2 separate regions of the Mus musculus genome follow, and region 2 is linked to region 1. A link is a loop called in an ENCODE intact Hi-C map of the cell type or tissue named here. Cell type or tissue: gastrocnemius. All regions are shown on one strand.

Evidence for each region. A loop is a pair of places that touch in the nucleus more often than their neighbours do. Peaks named below come from ENCODE experiments on the same cell type or tissue, not always from the same donor. Only the 100,000 strongest peaks of a DNase experiment are listed, where the experiment ranks them.
Region 2: it touches region 1 in a loop (2.8-fold over the local background); 1 of 42 quality-filtered maps calls a loop at or near these places.

What each region holds. Positions count from the first base shown.
Region 1 is chr4:86,853,308-86,861,307 of GRCm38, reverse strand. Rps6 (ribosomal protein S6) reads left to right here and starts at 3,941. Exons shown (of 5, transcript NM_009096.3): 1 at 3,941-3,987; 2 at 4,449-4,580; 3 at 4,952-5,162; 4 at 5,295-5,441; 5 at 6,353-7,209. The coding sequence starts at 3,982. The coding sequence ends at 6,606. In gastrocnemius, a CTCF peak has its summit at 4,145; DNase peaks (open chromatin) are centred at 2,984, 3,904, 5,212 and 7,865; H3K4me3 peaks cover 2,893 bases; H3K27ac peaks cover 2,555 bases.
Region 2 is chr4:86,743,982-86,751,981 of GRCm38, reverse strand. Dennd4c (DENN/MADD domain containing 4C) reads right to left here and starts at 3,427. Exons shown (of 32, transcript NM_184088.1): 1 at 3,070-3,427. It overlaps Gm6521 (predicted gene 6521), which reads left to right and starts at 2,578. Exons shown (of 1, transcript NR_168733.1): 1 at 2,578-4,457. In gastrocnemius, a CTCF peak has its summit at 3,597; DNase peaks (open chromatin) are centred at 2,471, 3,206 and 3,522; H3K4me3 peaks cover 3,393 bases; H3K27ac peaks cover 4,236 bases.

The DNA of each region.
Region 1 (8,000 bases):
GGATGGAAACAGATGCAGAGACCCATAGCCAAACATCAGGCAGAGCCCAGGGAGTCTTGTGGAAGAGTTGGAGATGATGTTGAGCAAACTAGAGGGATCAAGGATACCACATAAAGACCTACAGTTCACTAACCTAGGCCCACGGGGGCTCACAGAGCCTGGGCCACCAACCAGGGAACATGCAGGAACTAGACCTAGACCCTCTACTTATTTGTAGCAGATGTGCAGCTTGGTCTTCATGTGGGTCCCCTAACAATTGGAGCAAGTGCTGTCTCTGACTGTTGCCTGTCATTGGTTCCCCTTCCCCTAGGTAGACAGCCTGGTTGGGCCTCAGTGGGAGAAGATGCACTTAGTCTTGCTGCAACTTGGTGTCCCAGGGTAGGGTGGTGCCCAAAGGGTGTGCCACCTTCTCTGAGAAGGGGAGGGTGAGACTGGGATGAGAGGAAGGGAACTTTGATCTGGATGTAAAATGAATAAATATACAAATGAATGAAAAAGGGAAAAGAAGTAGAGATTGTCTTTTAAGTTGAACTTCTGTGTTTAAAATGATTCTCTGTATCTCTCTCTCTCTCTCTCTCTCTCTCTCTCTCTCTCTCTCTCTCTCTCTCTCTCTGTGTGTGTGTGTGTGTGTGTGTGTGTGTGTGTGTGTGTGTGTGTGTGTCCAAGACTGGGCTAGAAAGCAAACAGCTTTCTGAAACACTAGAACCCATTTCCTCTCCTACAACTTTAGTTAGCCCAGGCTACTCTGGAACTTACTATGTAGATTAGGCTGGCTTCGAACTCATGATCCTCCTTTCTTAATTTCCCAAATACTGGAATTCAAAACAGGAACCCAACATGGCTGACTGGTTGGTTTGATCCACAGCTAGTCCAGGATGGCCTCAATGCATTTTATAGTTGAGGCTGGCCTTGAACTACTTACTGATCCTCCTGCGGAAGCTCCCTGAAATCCTAGAATACAGGTATGCACCACCTCCCTGGTTGCTGTTTCTTTTGTATCTATGGAATCTGCATTTCTAGATACAATAATCTTGAATATTTGAGGAAAAACCTGCACACAGTGAACATTTGTAGACTTTTTATAGTCATTACTCTTATAAAAATAGCATAAAACAACTATTTGCATAGCATGTATACTGTTCTAGGTGGTACACAGGAAGTCAGATGTGAGCAGTACTCAATATCATGCTATTTTACAAAGGAACTGGAGCATCCATGGACTTCGGTATCCACAGGTGTCCATGAGACCAACACTTCATAGAATTGTTGAGACAAGCCCTCAAATGCGCCGTGTAGCTAAGACTCACCTCACACTCCTCAGCTTCCTGCCTCATCTAAGTGCTACTATCATGGCAGAAGTATACAACCAAGACATGATGCAAATTCTTAAAAGTTCAAGCCATCTGTTATATAGAACAGCATGCATTTTAGATTTGTAGCATGGCTTTCTTCACATCTAGAGTAAGAAACCTTTACCCCTTTAACCTGCTAACACAAGTCCATTGGTTTTTGAGATATTACTTTCTTTCTGGAACAAATATTCTACATTTACTTTGTTATCTATCTGCCAAAGATCTGGAGTCAGTGAAATTTGCAACAGAATGCTTGTTTTTCTGAATAGGTCATAGAATTTAGAAACCAAGGTCTGGGGGACAGGTGTGCCCCAAGTTCCAGATCCTATCTAACTCACAGAGATCTGCCTGCTTCGCCTCCCGAATGCTAAGATTAAAGGTGTGCACCACCTTGCTCATCTGTTTTAAGACAGGGTCTCCCCCATGTGACCCTGGCATTAATTTATAGGCAAATAATTGTGTGTGTGTGTGTTTGTGGTGATGAGCTCTTGCTAGGTTGTGGACGCTGCCCTGGAATTCACAACTCTCCCATCTCTCCTTGTGAGTGTTAGCATTACAAGGCCCATTCTAGGAATCTTACAAAATTATGGTAATCAAAACAGTATGGCCAGGCAGTGGTGGCACACGCCTTTAATCCCAGCACTTGAGAGGGAGAGGCAGGTGGATTTCTGAGTTCAAGGCCAGCCTAGTCTTCAGAGTGAGTTCCAGGACAGCCAGGATTAAACAGAGAAACCCTGTCTCAAAAAACAAAAACAAAACTAGTGTGACCTGGCACTGGACAGCCATAACAAACCAAAGGGTCAGGTCAAGTGTGTGGAGAGCGCTCCCATCACATGCACTGCCGGAACAACTACATACCTACATGGGAAAGGAGGAGGCGAGTCTACTGTTGGAGAGACATATGAGCATGACCACTGTGCAGATTTCAATGGCATGTGTTGTAGTTCCAGCCACTTGGAAGGCTGTAAAAGGACTGTTCAAGTACAGAGGCCAAGAGGCCAGCCTAGGCAACACAGTAAGACTTGGTTTAAAAAACAAAACTCCAAGTGGACCACTGACCTAATACAAGAACTAAAATAAACAGGGACCAGTCTTTAAGATCAGATTGCGGTGGCACAGGCCTATGATAATCTCAGCACTTGAGAGGTGAAAGCTCCAGGATCAGGAGTCATCCCCCAGCAACACCGTGGAGTTTGACATCAGCCTGGGCTGCAAGGTGAAAGCCTGCCTTCAGATACCTCAGTATCACATGCAAGCTCCTCCAACCCCTCTCTCACTTGTGTGCATGTTTGATTCAGGCTCTCACTGTGTATTTCTGCCTACCCTGGAATTTACTATATAGTCCAAGCTGGCAAGAACTTGTGACAGCCGTCCTGCCTGTTTCCATAGTGCCAGGGTTAGAAGCAGGCATCACCAATGGCAGGTCTAACAATCCAAAATTTAAAAATAGGTCACAGGGTCTGGAGAGACATCTCAGTGGTTAAGACTAGTAGCTGGGCTTCCAGAGGACCAGCATTCAATTCCCAGAACCTTCATGGCAGCTGACAACCATCTGTAACTCCAATTCAAAGGGATCAGACCCCTTCTGATGTCTGAGGGCAGAGGCAGGCAGCCATACTTCCAAGGATATTGTATAAAGCAACAAAAATGTTCAACAAGAAAATCAACACACAAAATGTGATCGCGCGCGCGCGCACGCGCGCGCACACACACACACACACACGCGCCTTTAAAAGGAAGAAAAATATAAACTTGAAGACTGCACTCAGTGAAGCCAGCCAGTTATAAAAAGACAACTTCCATTTGATTCCATCACATGATGGACTTACTCAAAATTTTAGAGACAGAAATTGGTGACAGTGGTGAGCAGATGGGTATGATGTACATAGAGACTTTCAGAACAGCCAGGGTTTTATACAAAGACAGTCTCAGAAAAACAAAAGACGAGTTTGAACAGAACTGTGTGTGACTGCAGTAAACAAGCATGGAAATGGTGTTAATTTGTGTTTTGAAAAAAGAGCTGACAACGACGGTGCCGCTCAGTGATGAGCCCCGAGGCTCAATTTCCAATCTGAGTTGTCACCCCCAGCCCAGCCACAAAAGGGACAATTTTGGCAGAAGAAGAGCGAAAGCAGAGAGGCTCAAGACTCTGAGGCATACGATAGATGTCTGTGCTGGGTAAACGTGACTGCTTAGCCTCTGCGGTCCGGCGACTACAGGAGCCACTCAATCGCTGGGATCAGGACAAGATCCCGGATTGGAAATCTTCTGTACGGATGAGGGACCTGACAGCCAGGGCGACAATTCCGGTCGTGCTTTCCCATTTTAGGTACTACTAGAAACCAGGGTCGCAAACGGAGATTCGGCTCCTCAGTAGACCAGTCTGGAAGCGGCTAACCCCGGTGATAAACGACAGACCCCGTCACCAGGAAGGTCCAGGAAGCTAAAATGACAGCTCGCTGCAAACCGGCCTCTCCATAGTCTAGTTAATCTACGCCCGGAAGTAACGCCCCTCTAAAGTCACTTCCGCCGGCTGTTCTCGCGAGAACTTAGAGCGCTATGTGCCCTGGGTTAAGCGGAAGTCGGGCCTCTTTTTCGTGACGCCTCCCAGGCGCTCGGCTGTGTCAAGATGAAGGTAGGCGTCCCCGGCCAGGGCCGAGTGAGGCCGCCCGAGCCCGAGCGTGCGGCACGGCCTCGGTCCCAGGCTCGCATAAGTCCCGCACTAAGTGGAGAAGGATCCGAGGCGGGAGGGAACTCGTTTTGGCGGCCCTGGGACGCTCTGGGAGAGCGGATGGCGGGCGATTGCAGCGCCGCCGCGGTGGACGTAGCGCCATAGCGGCGCCCGGCTCCGGGCCCGGCACGCGCGGTCCCGAAGCCCCGCTCGCGGCTGGCAGCCTTGCGGCTCTCGAGCCCTCGCCACTCTGCTAGCGGAGGTCTTGAGGGTCGCCCGGCGTCCTCAGCATCCCACAGAGCTCCTGTAAAATGTCCCGTGGATGCGGCGCTTTGCCGGGCGTGGGATCCGAGCCTCGGACGCCCTGCGTTGTCGGCCCGGCTTGGGTCCCTAAGGTTCTCTCTTGTCCCCCTTTAAAACTGTAGCTGAACATCTCCTTCCCCGCCACCGGCTGTCAGAAGCTCATCGAGGTGGATGACGAGCGCAAGCTCCGCACCTTCTATGAGAAGCGCATGGCCACGGAAGTAGCCGCTGATGCTCTTGGTGAAGAGTGGAAGGTAAGGTTGTTACCGGCATCCATGTCCCAGCTTGGCGAGCGCAAGGGCTGTTTTGGGTTAAGTTTCATTAATAGAACCAAGTTTGGGGAAATGGGCCGAAAGGACATGCTTCTTTCTTGCTTGCCGTACGGAATTCAGGGTCTTAAAAAAAGCCTTTCATGTTCATGCTAGTAAAACCGGGGTAGTCAGGGTAAGTCAAAAGGAGAGAGATGGCTAGTTTACCTTAGTTGGAAACGGAGACAAAACGTGAGTGGTTGAAATTGGTCTCAGTTATTCTCCCTAGTCGGGTGTTGAACCTAAGAGGTTAAGAACCTGCACTTAGTAGGTTGGAACTGAACTAGTAAAATGTTGTTATTTTATGTTCAACGCAGGGTTATGTGGTCCGGATCAGCGGTGGGAATGACAAGCAAGGTTTTCCCATGAAGCAAGGTGTTCTGACCCATGGCAGAGTGCGCCTGCTGTTGAGTAAGGGGCATTCCTGTTACAGGCCAAGGAGAACTGGAGAGAGGAAGCGCAAGTCTGTTCGTGGATGCATTGTGGACGCTAATCTCAGTGTTCTCAACTTGGTCATTGTAAAGAAAGGTGAGGCTTTTGTTGAAGCTTGCTTGCTTGTTTATTGAGAGAGATCTGCCTCCTAGGTAGTGGGCATTGGCCCAAGAAGTTGTTTCCCAAGTGATAAACATTTAATGTCTCTATTTTGATTGTTTCTTTAAGGAGAGAAGGATATTCCTGGACTGACAGACACTACTGTGCCTCGTCGGTTGGGACCTAAAAGGGCTAGTAGAATCCGCAAGCTTTTTAATCTCTCCAAAGAAGATGATGTCCGCCAGTATGTTGTCAGGAAGCCCTTAAACAAAGAAGGTAATGGATTTGGGGGGGGGGTGTATTGTGCTACTGCTGCAGCTTTGCTTGCCAGCCCGGAGTCTGGCTTACCAGACTTTATGTTCATGGCTTTGGGGTTAGGAATGGCCAGGATTCTGAGATTACGAAGGCATTCTCATTTTAATACATTTGAAAATCCTTTAAAGCACTTGATGTATATGTAGGGGCTAGAGGACAACTTGCAGGAGAGGATTTTGGAGAGACCGGGTTCTAAGCTGGTGTTTTGGACTTACTGATGACTGGCTCTCGTATTTGTCACCTCTGGGACATAGATTATGGAAGTCAGGAAAAACACTTAAACGTAAGAAAAAATACTATGTGTTAGGCAGCATACTCATTAATGAAGAGTACAGCATCAGGTACACGATGTTACTGTGTCTGTAGGACATGGCTTGTATGTGAGATACAAATAACTCAGGACTGTGGACTTGTACATGTACTAATTAGAGTGGTACTAAAGGAAACGTGTAACTCAGTTGACAAGAGGTTTAAAAATGGTCCATTTCCCCTCATGGACAGAGTGGCTGACCTGTAGCAGAACTTGACTATCCCAGCTTATTTACAAGGGTCCATGAGCTGAGATGACAGCAAGTTTCTGTTCCTAAAGAGACCTGTAATGTGGAGTAAGTGTAAATTCAAAAGGCTAAAACAAATTTTAAAAGTTCTAATAGTAGGCAGAGTCCATCTAAAAGTAGGATTCAAGCATAAATGAAAAAGAATGCAGACCATAGGGTCAGAGTAATACTTTAAAAAAAGGTTTTGAGGACAACACAGGCCTTGGATGAATGGTGGGGGTTGAATGGGGCCTTAGGTGTGCCTGGCTTGAGTTACACCACTGCATAGTCATCCAGCATGGGTGCTGAGAAGTGATTGCTCATCTGGATTTTTAGGTAAGAAGCCCAGGACCAAAGCACCCAAGATTCAGCGACTTGTTACTCCTCGTGTCCTGCAACACAAACGCCGACGTATTGCTCTGAAGAAGCAACGCACTAAGAAGAACAAGGAGGAGGCTGCAGAATACGCTAAACTTTTGGCCAAGAGAATGAAGGAAGCCAAAGAAAAGCGCCAGGAACAGATTGCCAAGAGACGTAGGCTGTCCTCACTGAGAGCTTCTACTTCTAAGTCTGAGTCCAGTCAAAAATGAGTCTTTAAGAGCAACAAATAAATAATGACCTTGAATCTTTCATTGGCTTTCATTAATAGTGTAACTAGATAAATGATGGGAAAGATGAGACAGAAGAAGGAATACATCTATAGGACTGCTAGAATATGGGGAGAGTGATTATTTTCAAATTAATATGTATCGAGCTTCTACCCCAAGGTAAATAAATAACATTTGGAGACCATTAAAATGTAGGATGGCATAGAAGAGGCCTTTACTAAGATTAATAATTAAAGAAACACAGCCTTTAAAGTAAAAAACACACTGTGCCTTTGAAACTTGCTAAAAAGATTAACTTCTGTCCCAAAAGGTATCAGCCATGCGCTACCAGCCTCCCTGCCCCTACAGTGGCAGTGGCTGCATTCTTGGTGAATGGTAGTGGAAGGGATTAAACCTAGGCCTCAGTCATGCTTCCCAGTCACTGGTACTGATTTGTATGCACCCGCTTAGGTGTGAAGGTAGTTTTGGTGTGTATCACAAGTTAGCCTGTGTAGCGAAGACAGGTTTTCTCCACCGTGTTTTTTGTTACACATGACTATTCACAAATGTGCTGCAGACAGTAAAATGAGAAATACCCTTCCAAGGACCTGCTCTTGATTTTTGTTTTGGGGTAGGGGTGTTCCAAGACGGTCTCTTGGTTTAATTTAGGTTATTGTGGCATTCAGTAGACCACACCGGCTGCAACTCAGATCTGCCTGTCTCTGCCTCCTGAGTACTGGGATTAAAGGAATTCTAATCTAAGATTTTTTTTTTTCTGGCAGAAGAGTTAACACATTAACTTGGGTATTAACAGGTATGCTAAAAGAAAAGGCTGCAGGCTACCAGGAACAAAGCCACCTCCTTTTAGTGCACAGGTTTTACTATACAAATATCACCTGTACTCAAACGAGAGCCTTTTTGTAAAACATTCCAGGTACACTGGATCACTGCCATTGGTGGCTCCGTTATTCTGTCCTATGCTAAGATCTGATGACTGAAACCAGTATTAAGTCCAACATAACACTGATCATTGTTGAAGGACATTCTGATTCTGGGAGCTGTGAATATCAGAACTCCTAACCCTGCTAGTGTTAACAAACAATGTTCATTCAGTGTGGGATTTTCACATCTTGGTTTTGTCCACTTCATCTTTATATGACATGTGACCCATTGTGATTTTGTGTTTTTCAATATCCTGGCTGGCCTGGGGTCAAAAGTTGCTTCAGCTACTCTGAGTGCTGTTGGTTGCCAACATTCCTAGCTTTGCGTAAAACAGGATCTTTCTAGGGCAGTGTCTGGCTGGCCTGCAACTCACGTATGTAGTCTCTGCCACCATGACTGGAAAGAGCAGGATCTTAAGGTACATGAGGTTCAAAGTGAGTAATAGAAGCTGCTTC
Region 2 (8,000 bases), 110 kb after region 1:
GTTCTCCCTTTTAGTGCAGGGCCACCAAATGTCTAAACTACATATGTGAGCTGGAGGTATGACTTAGCAGTCGAGACAATGTTCATTATGTATAAGGCTCTGGGTTTAACTAAAAACATCATAGTAAAGCACAAAAGTTATGAATGAGAATTGCACTGCCTTTCCTCCACAGCAGTAATGCAAGCAGCAGCAGCGAAACAGGGACAGATAAAAGTCATCCAACTTGAAAGGAGAAAGTATCTCCAGCTTTCTTAGCAAATACTATGAATGTACATGGGAAAAAAAGAAAAAAGAGATATAAGAGCAACTGGAGGGAAAATGAAAGTCTGAGCAGACCACAGTGAGGACGACCTGCAAGCCCTGCATTTGGGAATAGGAGGCAGAAGAGTTTAAGGTCATCCTCAGCTGTGTGGTTAAGTTCAAGGTTACCTAGGCATTTACCTCTCCCAGCATTTACGACAACAGCAAGCATAGGCTTGCCTAAACTATATACCAGGACTTTATACATCCCCTCAATGCCCTCTCCCCAAAAAAGTAGGCATGCCTTTAGTCCCACACTAAGGCAAAAGCAGGAGGATTTCAGAAAATTCAAGGCCTTCTTCCCACAAATACTATTATAAATCTTAAATAATAATAATAAAGTAAACTTGGAATTCCTTATACCATGATGCTAAAAGACCTCTTTTCCTAGGCTATCATACAGGGCATTCCTCCCTGATTTTCAATTGTCTTTTGTGGTGCTCTGTTGTTTCTTCTAAACACAGTGTCACCACTTAACCCAAGCTGTCATGGAATGCTGGGTAGAAAGGCTGGCCTCACTTCTACACAGTCATCCTGCCTCCACCTTCCAAGTGCTGGGGGGATTTCAAGAATGCAGCACCACACCTGGCTTCCCAAAGTTTAACTGCTAAAGAAACTTCCCATTCGACCAAGGCATCCCACTGATACAAATCTATAACACAGACCATCTGAAAGAAGGCATGGCTTGTGCAGCACAGTCCTTAAAAAGGTAACATTTTAATTCATGCGTTATGAAAACTTGTGTCCTAAATTTTCTGCAAGCATTTTCTACTAGAAGTTCAAGTTATAACAGACACTCTGTTTTCAGATCAGAGCAGTCGGATGAGGGCGACAACTGCCACTGACGCAGCTGCTTTCTTTTTCCCTTTACAACCTGTAGCTAAGGTTCAAGAACAAGGCAAAAATGTAGCTTTCAAAGTGAGCAGCGAAACCAATGTGGTATTTGTCTTAGCAGGGAACACCAATGAAAATATGAGATGCTTCAGTCTAAACTGGCAGGTACACAAAAAAGCAAAAGTGCCTTGTCATTACTTACCATGCAAAAGTTACAAACTGCCGGTTCCTACGATGCAGTATGTGTTTCCTTAGACAGAGCTCTTGCCCAAATAACCATCCAAACCTGCCATCCTCAACTGTCACAGCCCACACAACGCGGCAGTTCCTTGTACTTTAAAACATTTGTTTTTAAGAATAGTCTCCACCCACAACTTTTCCACAAATTTCTTCAGCTACAAGCTCAAGTTTATACTACAAACGCTGTGTTTATTCCCACCAGAATGCACTCGTTTACAAATTACACAGGAGTAAATTATTAAAATACAAAACATCAACATTTCTGACACATCTTTTCTATTATTCAAATAAACAAACAATTATACTCCAAGCAAGGTACTACTGGCCAAAAATCAAATGACATGGGATCACTTCTCCAAGACCGGTAATAAAGAGGATTAGACCCCTTAATCTCAATCCATTTCTTTATAAATAGTAAATGGTCAAAGGAGTGGACTGAATAGCAGAAAACCTATTGCCACTAACTAAAAGAGCAATCCAGTAAGAGGCAGGTCATATTCATGAGCACAAATCTAAGATTATGTCTGAGATTTCTAAGTTCCCAGTCTTATCAAGAAGGCAGTTTGCTAACTTTTTAACATTAATATTGAGAGCAAAGCAGAAAATATAGTGGGTTTTATGGTTATAATGACTATGATAAAAAGTTTTCCTTTTGCAAATTTTTTTTAACAAAAAAGTCACATAATGAGTTCTAGATTCGAGGTAGTTTAGTATATTTACATGGTTATCAAATCAAATGAAATGTTTACTGAAAACCTGGCCAACAGGACACTACACCTAAGGATCTTTTCTAGCTTGCTTCTTGGAAGCATGGAGATAAGACGGCAAGACCTATTTCTAGGGACTCGAGTTTGCACACAATTAAGTAGCCTAAGTACGTCAACTGCTCAGACTACAGTGCATGACCTCTCTAGACAAAATCGCACAGCAAGTTGTGCTCTCAGTAGGCAGGAATGACGCCTTCTCTCACATTTGCTCAAGTAACTACAGTAACTGCCTTAAATTTTCCCGTGTGAAACCAACGAAATTTGAAGGGGAGCGGGGGTTGGGGGGGCGGCATTTTAAAAACTGGGTCATTCCTTATTTGTTCTCTCCAAGCACATTCTTCGGGAGGGAAACGGCCTACGAATCACAAAAAGGGGAGGGGGAAGAGGTGACAGCATCTCCAATGCTTTAAAGTTACGGCTCTTACAAGAGTCAGCACTTAGGGGCTCATTAGTTGGCTTTATTTGAGTTTAGTCACTCCAGAGCTGAATGGAGCCTTCCTATAAGTTATCCCCAACAAAGCAGCCCTAAACATCAGCCACGGTCCGGCAGAGGAGGAAATGCCCTGGATTCACCTGCGGCACCTGCCTGCACCCCGGTACCTCCACCTCCGCAGCGTCCACGGATCCTTACGCTCCACCCCAGCTGCCACCGCTCAGCACCCCGCCGGCCGGGCCAGGGCCGGAGAGCCTGGTTCCCGCCTCACCCCGGCGGCAGAGGCCAGGCCCGGTCCCTGCACCGAGTCGATCCTCTCGAGGCCCTCCGGCCGCAGCCTCTCCGAACGGCAGCCCGCGGGCTCCGGGGACCTCCCGCCCACTCACTCAGCGACTAGGCCAGCCGGCCGCTCCCCTCCTCCCGCGCGGTCCCGCACGCTACCTGAGCGGCCTGGCGGAGCGGGAGGAATCGGGCAGGGCAGCGGTGCGGACTCACCTGCGCCGGCCCAGTCGGCGACTGTCCGACACCGGAGCTTCCTGGGGTGAGAAAGCGCCGGCTACGCGGCCTGGGCACCCTCCGCTGGCAGGGCCGGGACTCCGGGGCCCCTCTGCGCCTGCGCCTCCGCGCGGCCGGGTCTCCAGGGGACAGCCTGCAGCGAGGGCAACTGCCGACCGAAGGGCTCGCGGGCCGCGGGCGCTGCGGGAGGACCGACGTCTAGGCACTGCCCGGGGCGAGACTGTCCGGACCACAGACCGCCATGTTTCTGTTCCCTATTCTTTTTTGCCTTCCCTTCCTTCCGCTCTTTTCCACAGAACACCACTTTCCCTCCCTCCGTCCCTCTCCCTTTCCTTCTGCGGGGGCGGTAGAAAGGACGCGGGGGGTGGGGTCCGAGGTCGGACCCGCCCCGCTAGAGCCACGCCCCTGTGGTTGGGCTCCACCCAGAGGTTGACCCACGCCCCCAGACTCCTACCAAGCCTCAGGCTCAGGCCACGCCTCTGCGCTTGTGCCCCGCCCCGCGAGCGCCCTCCTCCTGGCAGAATTCTGGCGGACCTCGGGGCGCTCCTTAGAATCCCGACGCCGAAGCGAGAGTCCTCCAGCTCTCCTGGCGCTAGTTGTAACCTTTCTGTTTGTTCTGCGGTGTTTTGTTTTGTTTTGTTTTGTTTTGTTTTGTTTTGTTTTGTTTTGTTTTGTTTTGTTTTGTTTTGTTGCGGTTGCCTGTGGCAGGTGACTACCGCCTCTCCAGGCTCAGGTTTTCAGAGAATGAGAAAGTGACTTAGAATAGCTCAAGGTCAATGAAAGAAAAAAAAAAGCCTAGAGAGACTTGCAGTTTCTCTTTAGTAGAGGCTGGAAGTTCCACCCATAATTGTGTGACCCCAAAGTCTGAGTGACACTGGAGGGCTGCCCTTCTCTAAGCCATCCAAAGACCTCTGAGAGACCTTAGCTGCGTTGTCTTTCTCTACTTCTATCCAGATTTTGATAACGCCAAACGAGTAACTCTTTAGTTTAGATAATCGTAATTTGCTGCCTCTCAAAGGTAACCTAGATCTCGAGGTAAACATTCTGAAGCTGATGGTTGTGAGCCTCAGGACAGAGTGCTGAGGATTTGACTCTGGTCCTAAAGAGAGCAGCAAGTACTCTGAAATAATAATCTCTTTAGCACCCAATTTTCAGTTCTGCAGGTACTGAAGGACGGAATTGGAGAGTCTTCACTGTAATGAAATTTTGACAAAATATTTTAATTTGTTTTGTTTGTTTGGCAGAAGGTAAGGTGGTGTGTAGGGTCTCACTATTTAGCCCTGGCATTTCCTGCAAGTCTTATTTGTAAATCAGGCTGGCCTTAAACACTCACCCTCCATTGCTGGAATTAAAGACTTGTGCTACCACTTGGTGACAATTTTTTTAGGGTATCAATTTTTCAAGGAACAAATAGCTTAAAATAAGTTACAACTTTTTTCCTCTTGGCAAAAGACAGATTAGGCGGCAGGGGTGGCTGGGGGGGGGGGGAGTAGAACAAAAGTGACTGATGTTTTTGAGCATGTCTTAGTGAAACCCTTTTCTTTGTATGCTGTTAAAAATTTCATTAAGCCGAGCAGTGGTGGCGCATTCCTTTAATCTCAGCACTTGGGAGGCAGAGGCAGGCATTTTCTGAGTTCGAGGCCAGCCTGGTCTACAGAGTGAGTTCCAAGACAGCCAGGGCTATCTATACAGAAAAAAAAAAACCTTGTCTCGAAAAACAAAAAGTTCATTAAATTATTTTAAATATGTGTGCGTAGCGGGTGAACTCCCGTGTTCATAGTGGTCACTTTGCTGAGAGTTTCTCTTTCATTTGCTCACGGTTTTTGCTAACAAGTGTAATAATGTTAAGTCTGGTTGATATGTGCCTGGTTGTCTATTTCTGAAGTTAACTGCAGGTTTGAAAAGTTTTGGCTTTTGACTTCTATAGCAGACACCATTTTCCTAACCACATTCGCAGTCAGAATTGATTCAAGAAGAAACAGTGATATAAATATGGTTCCATTAACAATAGTTAGGAGTTGATCTAGGGCCCTGGAAGCATCCTAACAGTCCAGCCAGCAGAAACGTTAAGGGACACATTCATATTTGAAAACCTAGCTTGTGGACTTCTTTTTTTGTTTGTTTGTTTGTTTGGTTGGTTGGTTTGGTTTTTTTCGAGACAGGGTTTCTCTATATAGCCCTGGCTGTCTTGAAACTCACTCTGTAGACCAGGCTGGCCTCGAACTCAGAAACCCACCTGCCTCTGCCTCCCAAGCGCTGGGATTAAAGGTGTGCGCCACCACTGTCCAACCAACTTGTGGACTTCTTCTACTTCCTCACCAAGGCTTCCAAAATGTTTAATCGGAGCTATGGGTTTAACTTAATAGGAGAGAACTTATTCGGCTAGAGTGAGACCCTAGGTTGGATCTGTCCCTCTGATGGCTGCATATCACTAGCCCTCAGGCACTGAAAGGGCCTCCCCTTCTCCCCATCCCCCATTCTCTGGGACTTGTAAATCAGAAGGTCAGATGCTAGAGAGATGACTTACCTGTGGTACTTTGAAAATGCTTGCCCCAGGGAGTGGCACTATTTGGAGGGTTGGCCTTGTTAGAGGAAGTGTGGATGTGGCTTTAAGACCCTCCTCCTAACCACATGGGAGCCAGTCTTCTCTTATCAGCCTTCAGATGAAGATGTAGAACTCTCAGCTCCTCCTGTACCATACCTGCCTGGATGTTGCCATGCTCCTGCCTTGATGATAATGGACTGACCCTCTGAACCTGTAAGCCAGCCCCAATTAAATGTTGTCCTTGTGAGAGTTGCCTTGGTCACCGTGTCTGCTAACAGCAGTAAAACTCTGACTAAGACACAGCCTTTTCAGGCCTCCAGTGTTACCCATACATACATGTACATATTCACCCACAGGCATACCACCATTCATATAAATAAAAATTAAAACTATGAGACCCTTTAAAAGCAGTAAAGTCAGTGTGCTGGCTTTTCTCAACTGAGGCTCCCTCTTCTACAATGACTCTAGCTTGTGTCAAGTTGACATAAAACTAGCCAGGACACAGGTTGAGCAAACCCTGGGGAGCAAGCCATTCCTTAAGGCTTCTACATCAGCTCCTGCCTCCAGCTTCTAGACCTTCTTGAGTTCCTCTTCTGACTTCTTCCAACAATGCACAGTGGTGTGGACGTGTAAGCCAAATAAACCCTCTCCTTTCCGAATTGCTTTTGGCCACTTACAGTGACCCTAACTAAGACAGAAATGCCAAAACCTTTTCCTACTTATAAGAGAAAGAAGAAAGAAGGAAGGAAAGACAGAAAGAGAGAGAGACAAAGAAAGAAAGAGAGAAAGAAAGGAAATTCAAAGAAGTTATTTTTTTCCACATGATGGATTACAAGATTTGAGAAAATCTGTAATTTTTTAAATTTTTTCTTACTGTTTTCATCATCCTAAAGTTTTACCATAATTTTTTCATCTCTGTTTCCTTCCCAATATCTCCTAGAGTAAACTTGCAAGTTTAACTTTTCATCTGAGCCAGCCATCCTTTATTTTGCATGTCCTTGATCACTCTTGCACATGCACATCCAGGATAAGTAAATTCACTTTGACGTTTAATATAGAATGGTTTGGCTATCCTTCCTGAGGAACTATTTGCAGTTAATAGTTGCTCGGGAGAAAAGAGTCCTTTTTTGGAGACCTAGCCACTTGCCAGAGTCCAGTGCCAGAGTCCACTTCCAGTGGATTGTCCCTCACCCATGGCCATGTGGGCAGCACTAACTGGACCTAATAGAATAAACATATGTTTGGGTGGGAATACATAGGATCATTTCTCATTGTGTACATGAATGAAATTCTAAAGAATAAAGACAAAATTTAATGTTCAATTAAAAAAAATAAATAGGTGATGAACACACGGGCCCAAGATTAAGAATACTTATTCTTACAGAGAACCTGAGACTCCAGTTCTGGGAGACACAATGCCCTCTTCTGGCCTCTGCAATCATCTGCACAAACACGGTGTACATACAAATGATCAGAAACACACATATATAATATAAAATGAATAAATCCTTACCAAAAAAAAAAAAAAAACAAGTTATTTTTCTAAAAAGCTGGAAGAGAACTGGAGAGCCCAATCAACATATAGCTGTTATAATCATTAGAGCATTAGAGTTTTATTTAACTTATAGATACGAGCATACGTACAGGCCAGGCATGGTGGCACATGCATTTAATCCCGGCATTCAGGAGGCAGAGGCACATAAATCCCTGTGAGTTCCAAGCCTCCCAGGCTACCTAGTGAAACCCTGTCGCTAAATAAATAAAAACATACATAAGGGATGAGGGCGTAGCTCCGTTGCAGCCCTCTTGCCTAGCATGTACGAGGTCCCAGGCTGACCCGGCTTCACAAAAAGAGGAGGGTACACAGGAGTATTCTGGCCAACCCTCTGAAAAAGGAAGTGTCATTCTAGCTCCCGGCCTGCTGAGTGAGTGCTTAAGATCACTGGAGAGTGTGGATTTGCAAGGCTAAAGCACTAAATAGGCAGGAGGATTCGGATTCGGTGGCCCTCTTCACGGCTACATCTTACAGGTGTCATTTTCCTCATTCTCCCTGTTCCCTTCAAAATCTCCTAAACATTGCCCTGTGGGGACAAGGTCGCATGTGAGCTCGTGGGGACAAGGTCGCATGTGAGCTCGTGGGGCCTTTTCTTTCTAGGTGCACAGAACCGATCATAGAAAAGCATGAAGAGTAGTCTCAGAAATTAACGAAGGTGGATGAAAGATGAGGGTGTGGTTCAGAGGTAGAGAGGAATTGTTTAGCACTGGGTCCACTTCTCAGTGCCATAAATAAAACAAAAACAAAGAAGTGAGGATAGAGGGTGAAGAGGAAAAAAGAAACAAAAAATGATGAACAGTTTACACAGAT